Linked DNA regions of Homo sapiens: all the other regions are linked to region 3. A link is a contact called in ENCODE Hi-C data. All regions are on one chromosome and are shown on one strand. The core of a region is the stretch at or near the end of the contact, and the rest is flanking DNA. Distances in the headings are between cores, read along the strand shown.

Region 1 (3,721 bases), core at 139-2,638, 1.9 Mb after region 3:
GTGTGCTTGTGTAAATGTATTGATAGATCTATAGATATAAGCAGAGAGAAATGTTATTTATATGTCTAATGTAGTTTTAATGTAAGTGATCATGTTATATTGTTCTGCAACTTGATTTTCTACTTATTATTTTAGCATCAATACATTTGCATGTTTTTATATCTCATTTTTTTTTTTTGAGATGGAGTCTTGCTCTGTCGCCCAGGCTGGAGTGCAGTGCCGCGATCTCGGCTCACTGCAAGCTCTCCCTCCTGGGTTCACGCCATTCTCCTGCCTCAGCCTCCCGAGTAGCTAGGACTACAGGCACCTGCCACCACACCCGGCTAATTTTTTTGTATTTTTAGTAGAGACAGGGTTTCACCGTGTTAGTCAGGATGGTCTCAGTCTCCTGACCTCATGATCCACCCGCCTCGGCCTCCCAAAGTGCTGGGATTACAGGTGTGAGCCACCGTGCCTGGCCCACATCTCATTCTTTTTAATGGCCACTTAGTATTCTGTGGTATGGTTATGCTAAAAATTATTTAATCATTCTTCTACATTATTGAAATATTCGTATACATACATACTCTTAAGAGAGTGCCTGGCACAGAGTAAGCTCTCTATGTGCTAGATCTTATGACTATTGCTATATTTTATTGTGATTATTATTAATACATTGCAGATGAGAAAACTGAGTATCAGAAAGATTGGGTGACTTTAACAAGATTGCATGGGTAGTAGAAAAGACAGAATTGGAACCCAGGACTTTTAAATTTTATAAGAGGCAATGACAATACCTGTGTCAGGTTAAAGAAAAAAAAAGGAAAGAAAGAAAAAGAGGTCTAAAGCATACTCTGGGAGAATGGAGAGAAAAACAACTGTGTGATGGAGTCAGGAAAGGACTTCGTTTGAGCTGATCACTATTCCCCTCAGACTAAAACAAAGTGTTTGTCCATCTGAAAGTGCTGATCTACAGTTTTGAGACAGAGGGCAGTGGATGGACAGTGGATGGGTCGGGTTTTGGCAATGAGAGGGAGCTGATTTGAATTAGAGGAAGTAAAAAAGTATGGGAGAGTTCTGTGGGGAATCATTAGGACTCCTTAGGAGATAACAGACGATTCCAAGCAGCAGATGAGGTGAAGTCGAACTCCACTGGACCTGTGGTGGGTGTGGCCAGCGTCATCCATCCAGAGTGAACCCCAACAGGAGCCACTCCGGGGCTGGGGCAGGCGGATGATCTGCAGACAAGGCTTTTAATGGGCTATGTTTGGGAAAAATATATTTTATATATAATAGATTATATTTGTAAAGACTTGTAGTTTCAGGATTTCATACAAATTAGCTTTCCAGTATTGAGCCACTGCAGTTAGGGCCCGGTCTCTGTCCAGCAGGCTGGGTGCCAAGTTCAGTGTCACAGCGTTCAGCAGGTGAGACACTCTTAATAGGCAGACACGGTGCCTCTGAACGCACAACGTGCAGTAAAGGAAATGCAGGCAATCCCTGTAAGGAGGAAGTGGTTAAGGGATCGAAAGCAGCTTGAGACTTGTGCAATGCAGTCATTGTCACCGAAAACTCCAAATGCGTTTTCATTTTCAAATGCTGAATTACACACAGGATTGCACAAGGAAAGTCTCAGAAGACTTCCAACCAGAGAGCCTTGATTCCAACTGGCTTTGCTTCCAAGAGCACATTCGGGACATTTTGAAAACCTGCCCCCAAAGACAAAGAGGAAGTATTTTGTTGTGGAAATCTGGTGGGTGTTTTTTGTGTGTGAATGGATGAGGAAAACTGCACGCTCGTTTAATTCAATAAGTTAATATCATCTGGCAAAAGCATCTCTCATACAGGAGGGATTGAGGGTTTTTAACAAAACATTTTCCCTATGGACCTAATTAATGATTCACTCATTTAGTGTTAATGCACTTACTCATCCTTTAATTTATTACTCAGATATGTTGGCCCCTCACATCCCATTTATCTGTTAGAAACAGTCAAGCTTGCCCAAATATGAATAAAGCTGTTCACTATTTGAGACTTGTATTGATTTTAATTATTTTTATCATAAAAATTATGCATGCAAATATAAATGGGGACTAAATTTCTTACACTTCCTTATAGTTTTTATACAACATAAAATAAAAATAAGTCTATAAAATAGAAATCCAAGCAAAATTTGAATCATTAACTTAATCAGATGAGCAATATTTTACTGCCCACAATAGGCTAGGTGCTGACAGCTATGGCCCAGGTCTTTTTATTTTTATTTTTAATATATAAATTGCATTGTGTATATTTAAGGTATTTAACAAGATGTTATGGGATACATATAGATAGTAAAAAGATTACTAGAGTGAAGCAAATTAGCATATACATTATCTTAATTACCTTTTTTAAAAATTTATTTTAATCCCAGCACTTTGGGAGGCCGAGGCGGGTGGATCACGAGGTCAGGAGATCAAGACCATCCTGGCAAACAGGGTGAAACCCCGTCTCTACTAAAAAATACAAAAAGTTAGCCGGGCGTGGTGGTGGGCACCTATAGTCTCAGCTACTTGGGAGGCTGAGGCAGGAGAATGGTGTTAATCTGGGAGGCTGAGCTTGCAGTGAGCAGAGGTCACGCCACCGCACTCCATCCTGGGTGACAGAGTGAGACTCCATCTCAAAAAAAAAACCCACAAACAAACAAACAAAAAATTATTTTGAGGGCAAGAGATCTACTCATTTAGCATGAATTCCAAATACAATGTTATTACCTACAGTCCTCATGTCATATATTAGATCTCTAGACTTGGTCATCCTACATATCTTGTACTTTGTGTCCTCTGACCTGTATCTCCTTATTTCACACCACTCCACCCCCACTAAACCACTGTTCATGCTTTACTTCTGTATATTTGAAAATTTTTTTAGATTCCTCATATAAATGAAATCATACAATATTTTTTCTTTCTGTGTCTGGCTTATTTCACATAGAATAATGTCTTCTAGGCTTATCCATTTGTAGTAAGGTCAAGGTCTCATTCTTTTTCAGGGCTGAATAATATTCCATTGTTTTGTATGTACCACACACAGTTTCTTTATCCATTTGTCCATTTACAGACACCTAGATTGTTTCCATATCTTGGCTATTGTGAATAATGCTGCAATGAACACAGGAAAATACAAAAATTAGCTGAGTGTTGTGGCAGGTGCCTGTAATCCCAGATACTCAGAGGCTGAGTCAGGAGAATTGCTTGAACCCAGGAGGCAAAGGTTGCAATGAGCTGAGATAGAACCACTGCCCTCCAGTCTAGGCAACAAAACAAGACTCTATCTTAAAATAAATAAATAAAATAAAATGAACACAGGAGTGCAGGTATCTTTACAAGGTGGTGATTAAATTTGGGGGGTATATGCAAAGATGAGGGATCACGGGGTGATGTGATAGTTCTATATTTAATTTTTTGAGAAGCCTCCATCTTGTTTTCCGTAATGGCTATACCAGTCTACATTCCCAGTGACAACTCACAAGGATTTTTCTCCACATGCCTAGGTTCCTTTGCAGTTGGCCAACATCAGCTGCAATGTGGCATTTATTGACTCCATTTGGCTACAGCTTTTCTCACATTGTCACACAGGGTGCTGGCAGAGTCTAGTGGGTAAGGGCAGAGGCTCTACAGCAAGATCGCCTAGTGGTGTGAATCCTGCTTCTGTTATTAATTACTGACTCTGTGACTTTAGGCAAGTTACCTAATCACTTTGG
Region 2 (3,884 bases), core at 755-3,254, 1.2 Mb before region 3:
ACAGAGTGAGACTCCATCTCAAAAAAAAAAAAAAAGAAAGAAAAAATGATATCTAATGTAATAATGAAATTTTAACCCTTGTTGCATTTCTTGTATTCCTATGAATGTATTGAACATTCAGTTTAAATAAATAATAAAATTTATTGCAAATGAAAATAATTAAAATATTATATAAATTGTTATATTTGTTTACTATACAAACTTATACATGAATAGTATACAATTAAAATGATAATGAATAAGAATGCATATAAATGCTAGTAGGAAGGGCTCAAGCAGGAAAACAAAGAAAGGCAGAAGGAATGAGAAGGCTAGAAGCAGAGGAATGCCAGGAGAAACAGAGACATGTGGGCCTGAAGGCCTGGGAGCTGAGAAGTGAGTGGTGGCCCACACAACCTTGCCAAGGATCCCATATCCAGGCCAAGGCAGGAGGCTACAGTCCCTGCTGGCATAGCTGTGCCCAGACTAGCTGCCAATCTCTTCTCCTGGACAATGTGCACTTTGTGTCCATCAGCCCTCAGAATGTGTGGTGCTGTTCACTCAGCCCCTCAGCAGGCCCCTGAGAGGAGGTGGGGCCATGTCCTTCCTCCAGCCAGAGGTGGGGGGTCCTGCCATGCTCTGCCTTAGAGCCTGAGATTGACTTGTCAAGCTATGTGAGAACATTTCAGTCACTTCTCTGTCTTCCTGTCAGGAGGGTGTGGCTGAGGCTTGTTTACCTACTGTTGGAGTGTGGAAGGGACTGATTCTTTAAGGGACCTGGGGAGTCAACCACTGCCACACCTTGCAAAGACTGGCAGTAATCGGTAAAAATAATAACTAACTCTTATACAGTGGTGTGAAGTTCCACGAGACATTAATAGTTTGGCATCTCACTTAATTTTCATGATATTTAGAAACTCAGGAAGCTGAAAGCCAGATGTCTACATAGGCTACATAGCTTGCTTAAGACTAAAAGTCCAGAGAGAGACAGAGGCTAGGATTCGATCCTAGATCTTCTCCTTCCAAACTCCATACCCTTTCCACCTTACCACAACCAATCAAAAAAATAATTATCGAGAATGCTTAACTCCATACTATGGTATTTGAGTGAGAAAACATAACGAAAAAGATGCGAGACATCCCACACCATGCCCCCAGCAGACATCACTAGTCAATCACAGTACAATTTCCTCTTGCCAGCCTCAGCATCTTTAAAAGAGTCTCCTTTATAATTGATCAGAATTGTCACTTGGGATAAAAGCTATTTTTTGTAAGTGCCTCCCTTAAATCTCTTGAGCAGGCAAAGTCGACACACATGAAAGTCTTGGAAAGCCAAAAGAGGTGCCTTAGAATCAATAATCAGGTGTAAAGCGCTGGGATAGATAGAGATTCTGTGCCCAGAAGGAGTTCTGTGTAGAAGAAAGTACGACTAGGACAGCCTTCACAAAGGTGTTAAAGACACTTGTAGAATGATTTTAATTTAGAAGATGGAGAAAGAGGCAACCCTGGCTGCCCCTCACCTGCTCTCCACCTGGAGAGCTTTTAAAACTGGCTGCCTGGGGCCCCTCCCAGACCAGTTAAATCAGGCTGTCTAGGGGTGGAGCTTGGGCAACTTTTGTTCTTTTCAATCTCCCCAGAGGTTAGGTTTCCGAAATGCAATGGGGTTGAGAATCATAATAACAAATGCACAGAGGAGGCCCGGAAAGAGGCACCTCCACTCACCTTCTCTGCTTCAGTCATGTTCTTCAGGATAGTGTACATGCAGCCAATGTTGAAGCAAATCCGGGAGTGGGGGTCCTGGACGGCACTGAAGGCATCCAGGGCTCCCTTCCAGTCCTTCTTGTCCGCTGCCAGCACCCCTTCATTCCAGAGGCTGATGGCCTCCACCAGGGACATGATTAGGTAGAAACTAGGAGGCCAAGAGAGCTGCCAGGAGACAGAGAGAAGACAGGTTGGAGCGTCTCCCCTAGCAGGGCTGCCTTAGTGGCCCCCAAGGTGTTCACTTTCTGGGCCAGATGAGTAGAATGGGGCCCAGCCTCCCTTAAGATAACTTCTCAGTGTTGCAAATGCATCAGGAAATGTCCCCACCTTTTGGCAACTGACTCATAACCCTACCATGAGAGAGAAAAGGAAAGAAGCAGAGAGAGAGAGGGCGAGTAGGGGTGGAGTGTGGAGGAGAGAGGAAGTACATCAGCTGCTGCCTGAAGGATCAGTTCCCCAAAATGCTTCTGCTCTGTCACCCAGCTCCTCTTCTCTCTCCCACCCCTGTTCTGTGGCAGCTTCTGGCCAAAGTTCTGCTTCTAGAGCCAGGGTAACCTTGGCAGGTAGAGGCACCTCCCTGGTGATAATGACAGGAGGCAGCCAAATGCCTAGGCAGATAGGGGCAGGTCCCTGGTGAAACCCCACCTTCAAGCCAAAAACAGCCTGAAGGCTGAAAGACTAGGCTACTGGTCCCAAATGAAACCCGTGACCTAGAGTGAGAACTTCTGTTCCTGTTTGTCTGCTCTTTCCCAATTAATTATTTCTGACTAATGCCTTTTAACCAATTGAATGTTGCCTTTTCCAGTACTACCTATGTCCTGCCCCTCCCCTATTCTGAGCCCATAAAAGCCCCAGACTCACCCGCACTGGGGGGACTTTCCTGCCTTTGGGTAGGGGAACCACCCCTGCATCCCCTCTCCACTGAAAGCTGTTTTCATCACTCAATAAAACTCCCCACCCAGGCCGAGTGGGCAGGCCATCTCCTGCAGCAGGTAGTGTGGCCCACTGAGGCCTGGGCAGGGTGTCACCAGCCAGAGGTTCCTGGCTTACAAAGTGATGGAGAAAAAATCCTGTGTCACTGGGCCTTGATTTCCACACCCTTGTTAAATGGGAGTGTCAGATGAGAGGATAATTCTTTCCAGTCTTGAATGAATTCCTTGCTCACTTTTTTGTAATCCCATAGGCTGTATTAATATGTTAGTGTTTATCTTGAGCTGAAATTATCATTAACAAATTTTTGAGACAGGATAATCTTTGGAGATCCATCTGATCTGGGCCTGAAATAACTTTTTTTTTTTTTTTTTTGAGACGGAGTTTCACTCTTGTTGCCCAGGCTGGAATGCAGTGACACGATCTCAGCTCATTGCAACCTCTGCCTCCTGGGTTCAAGCAATTCTCCTGCCTCAGCCTCCTGAGTAGCTGGGATTACAGAAGCCTGCCACCACGCCCTGCTAATTTTTGTATTTTTAGTAGAGATGGGGTTTCACCATGTTGGCCAGGCTGATGGTCTCGAACTCCTGACCTCAGGTGATTCGGCCTCCTCGGCCTCCCCTCAAAGTGCTGGGATTACAGGAGTGAGCCACCGTGCCCAGCCGAAATAACTTTTATGAACATTCATGAAGTTCAGAGGGGACCAATTTCCTGCAAATGTCAAAATTGGGAGCCACATGACAGTGAATTATGACTTCTCCCATCTTCCAGTGAAAAATTGAAGAGATGAAAGTCCTGCACTGATGACTAATGGATTTACTAGTCTCTGAAAAAACAGATTTAAGAGTTCTTTCCTTGCTTTTCCAGAAAAGTAAAAATCAGTAAAACCTCCCAGAGGAATAACTGGGGGTAAAGGGTATAGCCAATTTGGCTTGCTAAAATCCAGGCTTCTTTTTAGGTAAAATGCATGTTTATGGGGGTCAAATACTTAGATGCAAACTCTTGTTTTGTAGCAACTGAAAGAATTCACTCATTATCACCAAGCTTCCCCTAAAAGCCTGAAAATAAAACTTAAAAATGTATACTCCACAGTGCTTGTAGGATTGAAGGTGTGAGAATTAAGAAGACATGTGTGTCTTTGTCCAGATTGTTTTCCTGTGTTTACAAGGCCTTCCCAGCTCTCTTCTTTGCCTGGCAAACTCCTACTCATCTTT
Region 3 (3,843 bases), core at 1,210-3,709:
AAAGTTCAGTTTTCTGAAAATTCCCAGAGAAAGCAGTCATATAATTGTGTATTTGTCGTTTATAGCTCTAGATTCTTACCCTACCCTTACTCAAGGGTAGAGCAATCTAACAAGCCTAAATAATTGTAATTTCACTTTCATAAATGATCTCAAAATTTGAGCTGAAATTTCAAGCCAATTTGGTTGAACTTTTCCAGTTAAAAACTAATTTTGGTCAAAAATGATTTATCCAATGACTCTTTTACAAATAAGTTTTTAATAAAAAATGAAGAAAGGGTAGTGATAGTCAAATAAGATTCTTGTGGTTCTTAACAGACTTGATACTTCTCTTCCAAGTCTAATGAACGTGCAACATACTGGAGAGAGCCTGGCTCTGGGATCAGACAGGCTTGGGTTTGAATGCTGGCTCTACCAATTACTAGCTTTGTGGCTGAACAAGTCAACCTTGGGTCTCAACTTCCTCATTTGCAAATGTGGATCATATTCATTGGGAAATAGGAAGGAGTACAGAGATAACATATGTAAAGTATTCACAGAGTGAGATATTTGGTAAAACTTATCAATGATACATTAAATTCATATGAGAGAAAATGTAAGATATTTATTAGAGTTTACCGGTAATTTTATTTTGATGGTTGATACTTCAGCTTTTTTCCATCAAGTGACCTTTATTGCTATTTAGAAACGAATACAAGACTCTTTGCAATGATTTAAAGTACATAAAGTAAGACCTGATGGTTCCACCACCCCTCCAGCCTAACCCCATGAGATAATCTTCGTTCCACTTTTTTTCTGAGCTCAGATTTTTTTTTTCTTTTTTAAAAAAAACATGGGATGATACTATACATATTATTCTACAACTTGCATTTTTTTTTGTTTTGGAAATATATTCTGGATAGGCTTCCAGTGACGTACTTCCTTCTTCTTAATGTCTCAATATTATTCCATAATATGAACGTACCCTATTGAACCATTTCCTCCAAGGAAGAGCTGTTCTTTCAAAATGCACTTTTTTTTTTTTTTTTCGAGACAGAGTTTCGCTCTTGTTGCCCAGGCTGGATCTATCTCTGCATTAAGAGTGCTTTTATTTTCTTAGGGTAGATTCTCAGAAATAGAACTGATGAATCAAAGTGTGCACAATTTAAATTTTAGTAGATACTACCAATAAGTTACAGCAATTTACACTCTCACTAAGCCTTTTTTTTCTATTCCTTAACTAACCAGAACCGTATCCTTGTGTTTTGTATTATATTTACTAATCTGATGGGCAAAAACCAGCTAGCTCCTCGTTTTAATCTGCATCTCCTACGTTTATGGAGGTTGAGTAACTTTTCATGTTTATTTACCACTTCCATTTCCTCTTCTGGCTTAACCGTTCATGCCTTTCTCCCATTTCCTACTGGTTCTTCGCTTTTTTCTTATTCATGTGTAGGACCTCGTGTATGTATTACTCTGAATTAAATGGTGTAAATAGAATTGATAATTTTAACACACTTCCAAGACGGATAAAAACTACTGAATAGGTATACTTGAGACTTTTGAATAATTTCCCCCCAAACATTCTATTATGAAAATACAGTGCAAGAAAACACTGCAAGGAAATAGTAAAATGTGTAAAGTTCAAGTTCCAATGAACGCCCCCTTTTCCGTAACAGGTGTAAACATCATTTCCTTAACTACTGTGAGATCAGCAACATTTTCCCAGTTGGAAGCTCACTTGCGCGAGAAAGCTAACCATGCTTCGGTCGACAGGCAGCCAACCGCAGAACTCCAGCGCGCAGCGATGCGGGCTGTAGCCCCCTTCTTGGGCCACTGACATGGCAGCCGCGTTGACACACCGCGCCTGGCTTCAAGGAGCCTGCACATGTCACCGGCGGCCAGGGCGACACCCCGTCAGCTCCCCCGAGGTCAGGTCGCGGGCGGCGGTTCCCACCTCCCCGGACCCTGTCCACCCCTCTAGGGTTCTCGCGCGGGAAGAGCCGTTCCAATCGCGACAGGAGAGGCCACTACGCGACCGGGTCGCAATGACAGGCACCCCTCCTGTTGTCAGCCTCACCGAGAAACCCACCCCAGGCTGCCAGCACCCTTACCCAAGCTTCTGTTTCTCCTCCCTACTCATGGGCTCGGCCCCCGCCGTCCACACGGAGGTGGCCGACACCAGGCAGAACGCGGCCGTCGCCGCCACTAGTCTCCATCGCGCTCGCTGGGGAACCGGGGACCCACAGCCCCGGCCGCCGGCTTCGCTCATGGCCCCGCGGTTCCGCGCACGCGCAGCTGCTACGCCCGGCCGGTGAGACACATTGCTGGACGCTGGTGGCCAGGGGGCTGCTAGCCGTGCCGAGACGGGGCGGGATGCGGAGTAACACGGACGGCCGCCGGCGCCAAACTGTTTCCCGAAGCCACCAAGCCGGTCCCCAGCGCCAGCGCTGCCACCGCCCTCCGCCCTCAGTATCCCGGAGCGCCTCCCCCAGCTTTCCGGTGTCGTAGTCTAGGAAACCGCCTCCCCAACGTTACTTCCGGGTAGGGCCGAAGCCGTAGAGCCTCAGGACCAATGGAGACCTCATGGGAGAGGGGCTGTCTCCGGCGACTGGAGAGGGCATTGGCCAGGAGAAGTGAGACGTGGACAAAAGGCGGGACTGGGAAGGGATCTCTCGCTTCGACCCGCCTCCGACCCGCGGAGTTGCCCCCTGAGGACTACCAGTCCCAGTGTGCACTGCTTCTTCCCCGGCTCTCCCGCGAGCCGACTCGGAGCCGTGTCTCTCGCTTCTACCCGGGGTAGGCGCGCTGCACCCTGGGACTTGCGGTCCTCCGAGGTCGCCAGTGGTTGCTGGGATCCCACCTCCCCCTTTCCTCGGCGCCCTACAGTCAACCCTGTCTCGGTGGGCTGCGGAGTCCCGGGAAACCCGTCAGCTGTTTATCTCTCTTCCTCAGAAAGTTGTTTCCCAGAGAGCTGGCTGAATGAGGCGCACTGTCCCCATGTCAGTGCTGCTGCGTTAGGGAATAGTGTTGGAGTAGTCGTCTACCCTCAGGGAAATTCCAAAACACAGTAACAGCAAAATGAATTGAGCCTTTGAAGGCATTGCGCTAAGGTTTTTACTCGCAATCATCTCATGCACTCTTCTCAACTCTGATAGAGTAAGTACCACCATCCCCCTTTTGCAGACGAGAAAACAGAGGCTTAGAAAAGTTGGTTAACAAGAGCTCGTCACACTGCTGTATTAGAATCCATCCAGCCTCTGATTCGGAAGCCCTTGCATTTAACCACCGCGCAGTACTACAAGGATGAAGGAGCACGTGGGTCCTCGTACATGATTAATAATAGTTACCTCAAAAGCTCAATGTAAGGAGAGCTGTGTGGGCTGCAAAGAAGGTTTAATGAAGGAGATTGGAACTTGCAATGAATTTTGATGACCGAGTCCCAGGTTAACTATTGGTAAAATGACACATCGGTTCCTCTTGAAAAACCACATTGTTTTTCTAGTGTGGTCATTCAATAGGTGCGGAGTTTAGGAGCTTCGATGTGATCTCTGTGACCACAGTAAATTACTTACGTGTCCTTTAAGCAGTATTCGGCGGTCTTTCTGGAAACGTTTCTTCCTTGACTTTTATCACCTTACCTCTTACCTCTTAACCTCTTACCTCTTCTCTGGCTGACCCGTTTTCCTTCATTCTCTCGCTACTTTATATTAAAATACAGGTGTTCCCTTAAGGTTTTCTTTTTGTCCTTTTTCTCTCTGTACTCTAATTATTCCTTGGTGATTTCTTCTCATAAGGATTCAGCCAACATATCTCTGTGGTTGATTTCTAAATCAATATCTGTCCTGATCATTAGACCCACATTTC

Evidence for each region. Hi-C counts contacts between places; a loop is a spot of excess contacts on that map. Pooled maps may share reads with other maps.
Region 1: a loop to region 3 is called in a pooled map, with 4 times the contacts of the local background. The contact joins the enhancer-like site here to the promoter of EDEM3 in region 3. A Hi-C loop is called at or near these places in 1 of 168 maps with a recorded cell type or tissue (naive thymus-derived CD4-positive, alpha-beta T cell), 1 of 37 single-sample maps with no recorded cell type and 5 of 50 pooled maps.
Region 2: a map with no recorded cell type shows a loop between it and region 3 (7-fold over the local background). The contact joins the promoter of NCF2 here to the promoter of EDEM3 in region 3. A Hi-C loop is called at or near these places in 3 of 37 single-sample maps with no recorded cell type and 4 of 50 pooled maps.

What each region holds. Positions count from the first base shown.
Region 1 is chr1:186,617,108-186,620,828 of GRCh38, forward strand. No RefSeq gene overlaps it. Among named protein-coding and RNA genes, the nearest start is that of PTGS2, 61 kb to the right of the region's middle. Within about 2 kb of position 1,389, at least 10 of the 41 ENCODE cell types and tissues checked have a DNase peak (open chromatin) inside an H3K27ac peak, as active enhancers do.
Region 2 is chr1:183,588,455-183,592,338 of GRCh38, forward strand. It overlaps NCF2 (neutrophil cytosolic factor 2), which reads right to left and starts at 2,005. Exons shown (of 15, transcript NM_000433.4): 1 at 1,702-2,005. The coding sequence starts at 1,875. RefSeq lists enhancers at 2,025-2,284, 2,395-2,734.
Region 3 is chr1:184,752,399-184,756,241 of GRCh38, forward strand. EDEM3 (ER degradation enhancing alpha-mannosidase like protein 3) reads right to left here and starts at 2,460. Exons shown (of 20, transcript NM_025191.4): 1 at 2,091-2,460. The coding sequence starts at 2,248. It overlaps LOC105371649 (a long non-coding RNA gene), which reads left to right and starts at 2,776. Exons shown (of 3, transcript XR_922357.4): 1 at 2,776-3,135. RefSeq lists enhancers at 2,044-2,143, 2,614-2,713.